Regions from separate parts of the Homo sapiens genome. Here region 1 is linked to region 2. Evidence: read pairs that join two places in POLR2A ChIA-PET (ENCODE). Cell type or tissue: A673. All regions are shown on one strand. Each heading gives the region's core, and the rest is flanking DNA. Links, peaks and the distances in the headings are about the cores only.

The links. ChIA-PET counts read pairs that join two places held together with the same protein. Peaks named below come from ENCODE experiments on the same cell type or tissue, not always from the same donor. Only the 100,000 strongest peaks of a DNase experiment are listed, where the experiment ranks them.
Region 1: POLR2A ChIA-PET joins it to region 2 with 5 read pairs; 2 of 35 experiments call an interaction of 5 or more read pairs at or near these places.

What each region holds. Positions count from the first base shown.
Region 1 is chr2:55,399,141-55,403,546 of GRCh38, forward strand. All of the region lies in intron 2 of CCDC88A (coiled-coil domain containing 88A), which reads right to left. Among named protein-coding and RNA genes, the nearest start is that of CCDC88A, 19 kb to the right of the region's middle. In A673, for the core only: no CTCF peak of the experiment used is centred there; no DNase peak of the experiment used is centred there.
Region 2 is chr2:55,583,702-55,588,107 of GRCh38, forward strand. It overlaps PPP4R3B (protein phosphatase 4 regulatory subunit 3B), which reads right to left. Exons shown (of 17, transcript NM_001122964.3): 6 at 2,917-3,033; 7 at 1,350-1,466. Among named protein-coding and RNA genes, the nearest start is that of PPP4R3B, 32 kb to the right of the region's middle. In A673, for the core only: no CTCF peak of the experiment used is centred there; a DNase peak (open chromatin) is centred at 1,900; H3K27ac peaks cover 1,606 bases.

The DNA of each region.
Region 1 (4,406 bases), core at 145-4,144, 180 kb before region 2:
TCATAGACAATGTCTAAAAGGAATAAATCAAGAAATACCAGAATAGACACATTATCCCTATATATGGGCTAAATAACAGAAGAAATTGCTTTTAAAAAAGTTTAAAAAGCTGTCACTCTGGGCCAGGCACAGAGGCTCATGCCTGGGAGGTCAAGGCGGGTGGATCATGAGGTCAGGAGTTCAAGACCAGCCTGGCCAAGATGGTGAAACCCCGTCTCTACTAAAAATTAAAAAAAAAATTAGCTGGGCGTGGTGGTGGGTGCCTGTAATCCCAGTTATTCAGGAGGCTGAGGCAGAGAATTGCTTGAGCTGGGAGGCGGAGGTTGCAGTGAGCCGAGATTGCGCCACTGTACTCCAGCCTGGGCGACAGAATGAGACTCTGTCTCAAAAAAAAAAAAAAAAAAGTGGCACTCCAGAGAACTGAACTGAGATATGAGGAGAAATACAGCAGAGAATTTTTGTTTGTCACTGTGAACCTTTTGGTACTAATTAATTTTTTAAGCACGTAAAACATTTTTTAAGGACTTTTTATTGTTTCATGAAACCTATTTCATTTACCTGAGGGAAAAATATTAATAATTGTGTTGGATTGTTACTTAGCTGAAGCACATTTGATAAAGCTATCTCTGCATAGAATTCGATGTCAGGAATTCAGAGTCATAAGACATTTGTGAGACTAAGCATAAACCATAAGAAAAGAAAACAGTATTAAAAATTTCTTCTATAAAAAGAATGCATCCTATATAAAGACAGAAAAAACACTCATTCCTGTGTGTGTGTGTTTTTATCAGCTTCCTCAGGTTGAATCCTGTATTCTATTACTTTTAATATAATAAAAATCACAATACAGTAATTTAAACAAACAGTATGGTATGACTCCAGAATGCTCTAAAAAGAAATGTAGTCTATTAAGTATGACTCACAGAATTCTCTAAAGAGAAAATGTAGTCTATTAAATATTCCAAATATTCTGCCTTTCATTTTAATACTTAAAATGCAAAACAAAAATTAATTCAGAATAATCACAATTAATAAAGTTTTTATCAGGCTCTTTTTGAAAGCATACTATACCATTTTTTTCTAAAGAATGTATCTTTGGAAAGGCCGTTTTCTAAAATAAAAGATGAGCTACTGAACAATATACATGTGACATGTCAAACGTGAGCAAGTACCTTTCCAATCACACACAGCTATTTCCAAGGCAACACAATTTCAAGTCAACCATCTTCTTTATAAGATGAAAACTAAAAAAATGCTTTAGTGACAAATAGCCTAGCAATATGGCTCAAATCTGTCCAACCAGGAGTTAAATGCAACATGGCAGTAAAAGAGGGCCTCAAGCAATTTCACATTTATAAATGATCTACTTATGACAAGTTGCATTAATTTCAATTAAAATAATAAACGGACAGTAGTATTATCAACCACTGTATATAAAAATTTGTAAATCAGGAAAAAAGATGAAGTTAAAGTTAGCAATTTTGCAACGCTAATACTCTGAGATTTGGTCCTTGTATGATCAAGGATTATATCTTTACTTATTCATTAACTAATATATATAAGAAACAGAAATCTGATAGCTTTAATGGCTCTATGCTCTTCTCCTCCAGAATGTAAACCTGTTGTATGTCCTCTTGGACCATCTGTTCTGTGTTGGTGCTTAACTGATGGTGGTTTTTGATCATGGCACTGTAACTTAAAACTATGGTTGTAGTGTGGTCTTTTAATAAATTTTTGAGATAATTTATAAAATAACATAACTATGTAATATTTGCATGTCACTATGATACATCTGAAATAACTAATTTATGTATCTAACTTTAAATGTGCATAAACCAGAATGTTTGCTTTATGAAAAATAATTAACTGGGTAAACAGCACCACCATTAAGGGTTATCCAAGTATCCAAGTAGTAAGGTATTTCAGGAAAATTAATGGCTTTTTTATTTTGCAGCACTGGTCTGAGGGTACATAGAAAATTAGTGGTTTTAAGGGAAAAAATGTATTGGCTAGGGGAGGTGGCTCATACCCATAATCCCAGCACTTTGGGAGGCTGAGGCCAGAGAATTGCTTCAGGCCAGGAGTTTGAGACCAGCCTGTACAACACAGCAAGACTCCTTGTCTACAAAAAAACAAAATTTTAATTAGCTGGGGACAGTGGTGTGTGCCTGCAGTCCTAGCTACGCAGGAGGCTAAGACAGGAGGATCACTTGAGGCCAGGAGTCAGAAGCTTCAGTGAACTATGATCTCACCACTGCATTCCAGCCTGGATGACAGAGAAAGACTCTGTCTCCAAAAAAAAAAAAAATATATATATATATATATACATATGTGTGTGTATGTATGTGTGTGTGTATACATATATATATATATATATATATATATATATATATATATATTCCTTCAACTTAATTTCTCCCCCCCATAAATTCAAATTCAATTACTTTGCATGACAGCCAACAATAAATCTAATATTAATATAAGCTTTTACCTATCTACAGAATATTTTCACATATATTAACTATCTTGAACTTCACATTGACTGAACAGTCATTCTTGGAGAGGTACATGACATATAATTACCATACAGAGATTACAGACACAGCCTTTCATGTTTTTGTTCTCATAATTTTGGACACATTAAGTTACCTTTTCGAAAGTTGGAAAATCTATGACATTTTCTAGTTAGCCCAAGATTAAGCTAGCAGTAGGGCATGATATTCACTGATTTAACAAACAGAAGTAATGCTTTAATTTAAAAACTGCAAATGGACACAAAAATAATTAAAATCCAGTACTATACATATACTTTACTTTGGTTTCATCTAAACTTAATAAAATGGCTGAACCCACCCTTTATTTCTTTTAGAATAAGTCAACTTAGCCCTTCAAATATTAAGTTAGCAGTTTTTTAACTTTTGGTCTCAGAACCCCTTTTTACTCTTTAAAATTATTGCAGACTCCCAAAGAGCTTTTGTTTATGTGGGTTATAACTATCTATATTTACTATATTAAAATTTAAAATAAAGAATTTTTAAAAATATTAATTCACCTAAATGTAACAGTGTTTGTTAACATAAAGAACATTTTTATAACTTTTCAAAACTTAACATTTTAGTGGGAAATAACATTCTTTCACTTCTTTGCAAATCTCAGTGTTTGGCTTAATAGAATACAGCTGTTTTCTTAAACCTGCTTCTGCATTCGGTGGTTGTGATACATTGTTTTGCTTTAAGTATAAGAAATATGACCGCACACAAGTATGTAATTAGAAAAAGGAAAATTATTTGATTGGCATATTCATACAATTATTGATATTCTTCTTTGATATTACCAAAATTCAGTAAGGGTTATTTCTTAAAGGTTAAGTGCAATATGGAATCTGAAACTCTATCAATGAACTTTTCTTTCTCTGTTTTACATTAAAATCCATTGGTCTATCTGGCACGTTCAATGGATCTTTTAACTATGTATGCATAACTTCTTAACATCGTGCATTGGTCATTTAGAAATTATTGGTTCTTTGAATTATACAGATCTTCCAAATGTCGGCACATTTTATTACTATTTAAAAAAAAAAAAAAACCGGCCAGGCGTGGTGGCTCATGCCTGTAATCCCAGCACTTTGGGAGGCCAAGGCAGGCGGATCACAAGGTCAAGAGATCGAGACCATCCTGGCTAATATGGTGAAACCCCATCTCTACTAAAAATACAAAAAATTAGCCAGGCGTGGTGGTGGGCACCTGTAGTCCCAGTTACTAGGGAGGCTGAGGCAGGAGAATGGCGTGAACCCAGGAGGCAGAGCTTGCAGTGAGCCGAGATCACGCCACTGCACTCCAGCCTGGGCAACTGAGCAAGACTCCGTCTAAAAAAAAAAAACCACATTCATTAATATCACCTCCAATCTCATCAGAAAAGTCTTTAAATATTGAGTAGCTGTCAAGCCCATGTTTTCTATAAATCAAATTTCATCATTGACAACAAATACAATCAGTTGTTTTCCCTGAAGTGACAGGCTCACTTTATTCATTTCTGAGGAACTGTCTGCCCAGTACTCAAGTATTAACAACCAGTTTGTCTGTCATTCTTTCAAGTAAAAATGGTGTTCCAAAAAACAGAGACTACTTCAACCTTGGAACTCAAAAACCATGAGTACTTTTTCTTGAGATAATCATCGCACTTTGTTATGCAAGAACATTATGTATGGTTCCCGTTTTGCCCACAGAATGTTAAAAAGATTCAAGGGTCAAGACCCAACAAAATAACTTTTATTGCTTCATCAAGGACATTTTTAAGTGAAACTGGGTTTATTTATTATACCTTACAAGTGTGTAACGAGAAGAATACAATGATTGCCCACACAATTTGGTACAATTCCTTGATTCATACTAAAATGTCAGCAGTTT
Region 2 (4,406 bases), core at 133-4,132:
AGAATTAGCATCATTTGACATTGCAGCATTAGCCCAAGTTGATTCTAAAATAAAATCACTTTAAAAAACATTGAAAATAACTAACAAACATAGAAAGTATAAATCTAAGGACACATTAAAAGATTAAATGCAAAACACATAAAACAACTATAATTTCATTCAGTGGTAACTGATGCAAGCATCAAATTAAAATTGAGAATCAAAAACTTTCCTTAACAAGTGGATCGCACATGGTGGCTCATGCCTTTAATCCCAGCACTTTAGGAGGCCGAGATGGGTGGATCACCTGAGGTCAGGAGTTTGAGACCACCCTGAACAACATGGTGAAACCTCTTCTCTACCAAAAATACACAGTTAGCCAGGCGTGGTGGCGCACAGAGGTTACAGTGAGCCGAGAATGCGCCATTGCACTCCAGCCTGGGCAACAAGAGTGAACCTCTGTCTCAAAAAAAACAAAAAACAAAAAGGAAGACAATTATAATTATCTCCTACTTAAAACTGAGGCATTTTTAATAATAAAAAAAGAGTACTTTTAATTATAGCTCTCTGTTCATTTTGTCCTTAAAATAGCTTAAGGGGAAAATTTAAATATATCAGTAGTGGGAAAACACAATATTGGTCTCATTATTAAACTGTCTTTTTTTTAATGTTTTTTATTTCCATAGGTGGTTGGGGAACAGGTGGTGTTTGGTTACATGAGTAAGTTCTTTGCTGGTGATTTGTGAGATTTTGGGGCACCCATCACCCAAGCAGTATACACTGCACCCTATTTGTAGTTTTTTTATCCTTCACCCCCTTCCCACCCTTTCCCCAAGTCCCCAAAGTCCATTGTGTCATTCTTATGCCTTTGCATCCTCATAGCTTAGCTCTCACTTATGAGTTGAGAACATACGATGTTTGGTTTTCTATTCCTGAGTTACTGCACTTAGAAAAATAGTCTCCAATCTCACCCAGTCATTATTAAACTTTCATTCCTACTTAAAACATATTTTTTGAACAAATAAAAGCAACTTTTTAGTTATCCTAGGTAAGTACCTGACCTGTAGATCTCCTAAGGCTTGAAATTACATTTCATTAACACTTGAAATTTAAGACCAATATTTACAAATCTGATTCTATTATAATCTATTTATCTCAATATTGGTTTGAATATCTGGGTTTCTTTTTTTCTAACAATAAACAAAATCAGTCGCCACATATTCTAATTTGGCCAAAGTCACAACAAGTCAGAAATCTATTATTTTGCTCCCAAGAAAGATTAAGATTATGTTATGTTTTTTCTCTCAATAGTTTGCAAACACTACTCACTCTACAGGTAATTCACATAGAACCACAGCATTATTACTTACGTCATCACTCTGCTGAGCTTCTTGCATTACAAACTCTCGGACCATAGATGGACTAAATTCTACTAGATAAGAAAATATATCTGTAGCAGCTGATCTGACTTGCAAATCATCCATGCCCTGATAAAAGGAAAATTAGGTTACTTAGAGACTGTTAACAAAAGTTATTCTCACATTTCTTTTTTCTTTTCCAAATCCATACACTAGCTCTCAACTTTTTGGATTAAGATGTTTTACTGCAATCAATGTGTATAACCTTGCCAGTATGTTCTTCCTTTCTTTTTACAAATATTAAAACTTTCAGGCAATTCAATGATTAGTTTCTGCTGATTTTTACCACTGCAAATAAATATACAGAGAATTTAAATATAAGAATTGGCACAGGATTATAAGGCAATACCTTACAAATGCTGTAAAAAATATGGGAAGGGGATTTATTTAAATATATGTAAAAATTTGAATAACGTCTCCTAGCTAAGACTTCAAAGTCTTCCAGAATCTGCCTTTTGTCCTGATTTTGCAAGAGTTACTCCTTAGTAACTGTTTCTATTTCCTGTGACTCACCTAATAGAGCATGCTTTTGAAAACTCTTTTTGGGCATTTCTACCCTTTTCTGCAACTTAGTTTTCTAAGATGGTAATCCTAGATACTTTTCCCCTCCAACACATGAAGAGTACATGACTTATAAGTTACAAAACCTTGAGGTGATTCTGAAAACACTCCCCAACCCAGCAGTTCTCAAAGTGTGGTCCAGGTAATCCTGGTGAGAGGGGTCTAACATCCTTTTCAGGAAGTATACAAGATTAAGACTATTTCATAATAATAAATAACACTGAGCCTTTGTCATTTTCACTCTCATTCAATCACAAGTACAGTGGGGTTTTCCAGAGGCTGTGTGACATGATATCACCACAAATTAAATGTAGAAGCTGCTTTGTGAATCTAAACACCTTCTATAAAGCAAGGTACTAAAGGGATTAGCAGGAAAAAAAAAGTAAAAAACGGTACTCTTTTCACTAAATTTTTTGTTTTGAAAAAATTATTTTTCATAAAAGTTATATTGATTTCAATCTCAAGAAAATGTGGTGAAAAAAGTTCTATTATTTATGTTAACATATAATGGGTTATCATTTTTAAATGAATGCTTTAAAAATTTGTTTTAATTTTCCATAAAGTAAATACCAATAGATAAAACTCATATAAACAAAACTCTAAGAACCATGCCCTAACCCTGTGTTGCAGCATGAATCCCCTTGTTCCACTCACTGATCTAAAAACAAAAGATATTTTACTGGCTTCTATGAAACACACTTAATATTGTTACAGAAAATATAACAGTCTTGCAAAAACGTGGGGTTTTTTTATTCACTTGAAAGCACACTATATGCAAGTGATTACATACTGATATTAAAAATTAAATAAAAATCTGAAACTGAAGATATTCTTGTAATTCAATTAAGATAGCTAAACTATAGAATTGAATATACATTATTATATATTTTCCCATCCATAACATAAGTGTATTACAAATTTACAATTTCAAAAACATGAAAAGAAACGGCATAATTACCATTACAATTTCAAGAGCAGGAAGAATTCCCAATTTTGCCAATGTTTTGAAAAATGCATCCCTGTTTTGAGGTTGTAATGTCTGAGAAAATGCACAAAACTCCTTGAAAAAATTAACCTGTAATGTCAGAAATTTTAGTGAGACATTGATAAACATAAACTTGGGGCACACTATAGTAATCATCTACCATGGTGTGGTATTCACCCTTCTGAAGGATCTCATCTTTTTGGAGTATGCTGGCTCCTCAAAACTACATTAAAAACAAATTAAAAACTAGCACCCCATTAAAAGTAAACCTTGCATTACTGGGTGCTATTAAGCAAAAAGAGAAATCCACCAATACAAGGTAAATGTAAGCTGGCTTTCTGAAAGACACATCATAAGCTGCTTTTTTCCTTTTTTTTCCAGTGAATGGAGGTGTTTGACAACACATCTTTCTAAGTGAACCTTTGAAATATGTTATTAGAACATTTTCCTTACTCCAATGGGACCTTATAGGTCAACAGAGATATTTGGCTATAAAAGGCAAATGAAAGCATGCATGCTTTGTTTACAATGCTGGATTTGCCTATTGGTCTATTAGTATGCAAAAATGCAAGATATACTTTTAATGGGGTGCCAGTTTTTAAAATGTTTTTAAATGTAGGTTTTGAGGTGCCAGGATACTCTGAAATGATGACATCTGGCGGGGCACAGTGGCTCACGCCTGTAATCCCAACATTTTGGGAGGCTGAGGCAGGCGGATCACTTGAGTCCAGGAATTTGAGACCAGCCTGCCCAACAGGGTGAAACCCTGTCTCTACTAAAAATACAAAAATTAGCTGGGCATGGTGGCACACGCCTGTAATCACAGCTACTCAGGAGGCTGAGGCACGAGAAGCGCTTGAACCCAGGAGGCGGAGGTTGCAGTGAGTTGAAATCATGCCACTGCACTCCAGTCTGGGCAACAGAGCAAGACTCTTTTTCGAAAAGAAAAAATAAAAAACGATGACATCTTTCAGAAGGCTAACACTGATCAATTAACTCTTTAAACACATTCAGTGCAAAAATGCCAGGTAATAAATTTGTTTTGAATTATGAACACATAGTTTCACAGAAACCATCCTACAACTCAACTCTAGCTGGGTCCCCAGTAATATCTCAAAAACATAATACTGGTTTAAGGACTGAAATGTACATCAAAACTTCTCTAGTCTAAAACACCAATATTATAATTGAGAAAACGAAGTAGGCTACTAATAAGTAACTACACCAAAGATGACTTAGAGGTTTTAAATTAGCCATCTTTCATTATTTTGTGAAATCCAAAATAAATAAATAAAAATCTGAAACCGAAGATATTCCTGTAGCAATTCAATATCAGATAGCTAAATTATAGAATTGAATATGCATTACTATAACATATACTTTCCCTTCTCATCTCATTATGTTTGAAAAAAATGTCAAACATCTGGCAAACGGCAATCACAATCACTATTCTCTTCCTCAAA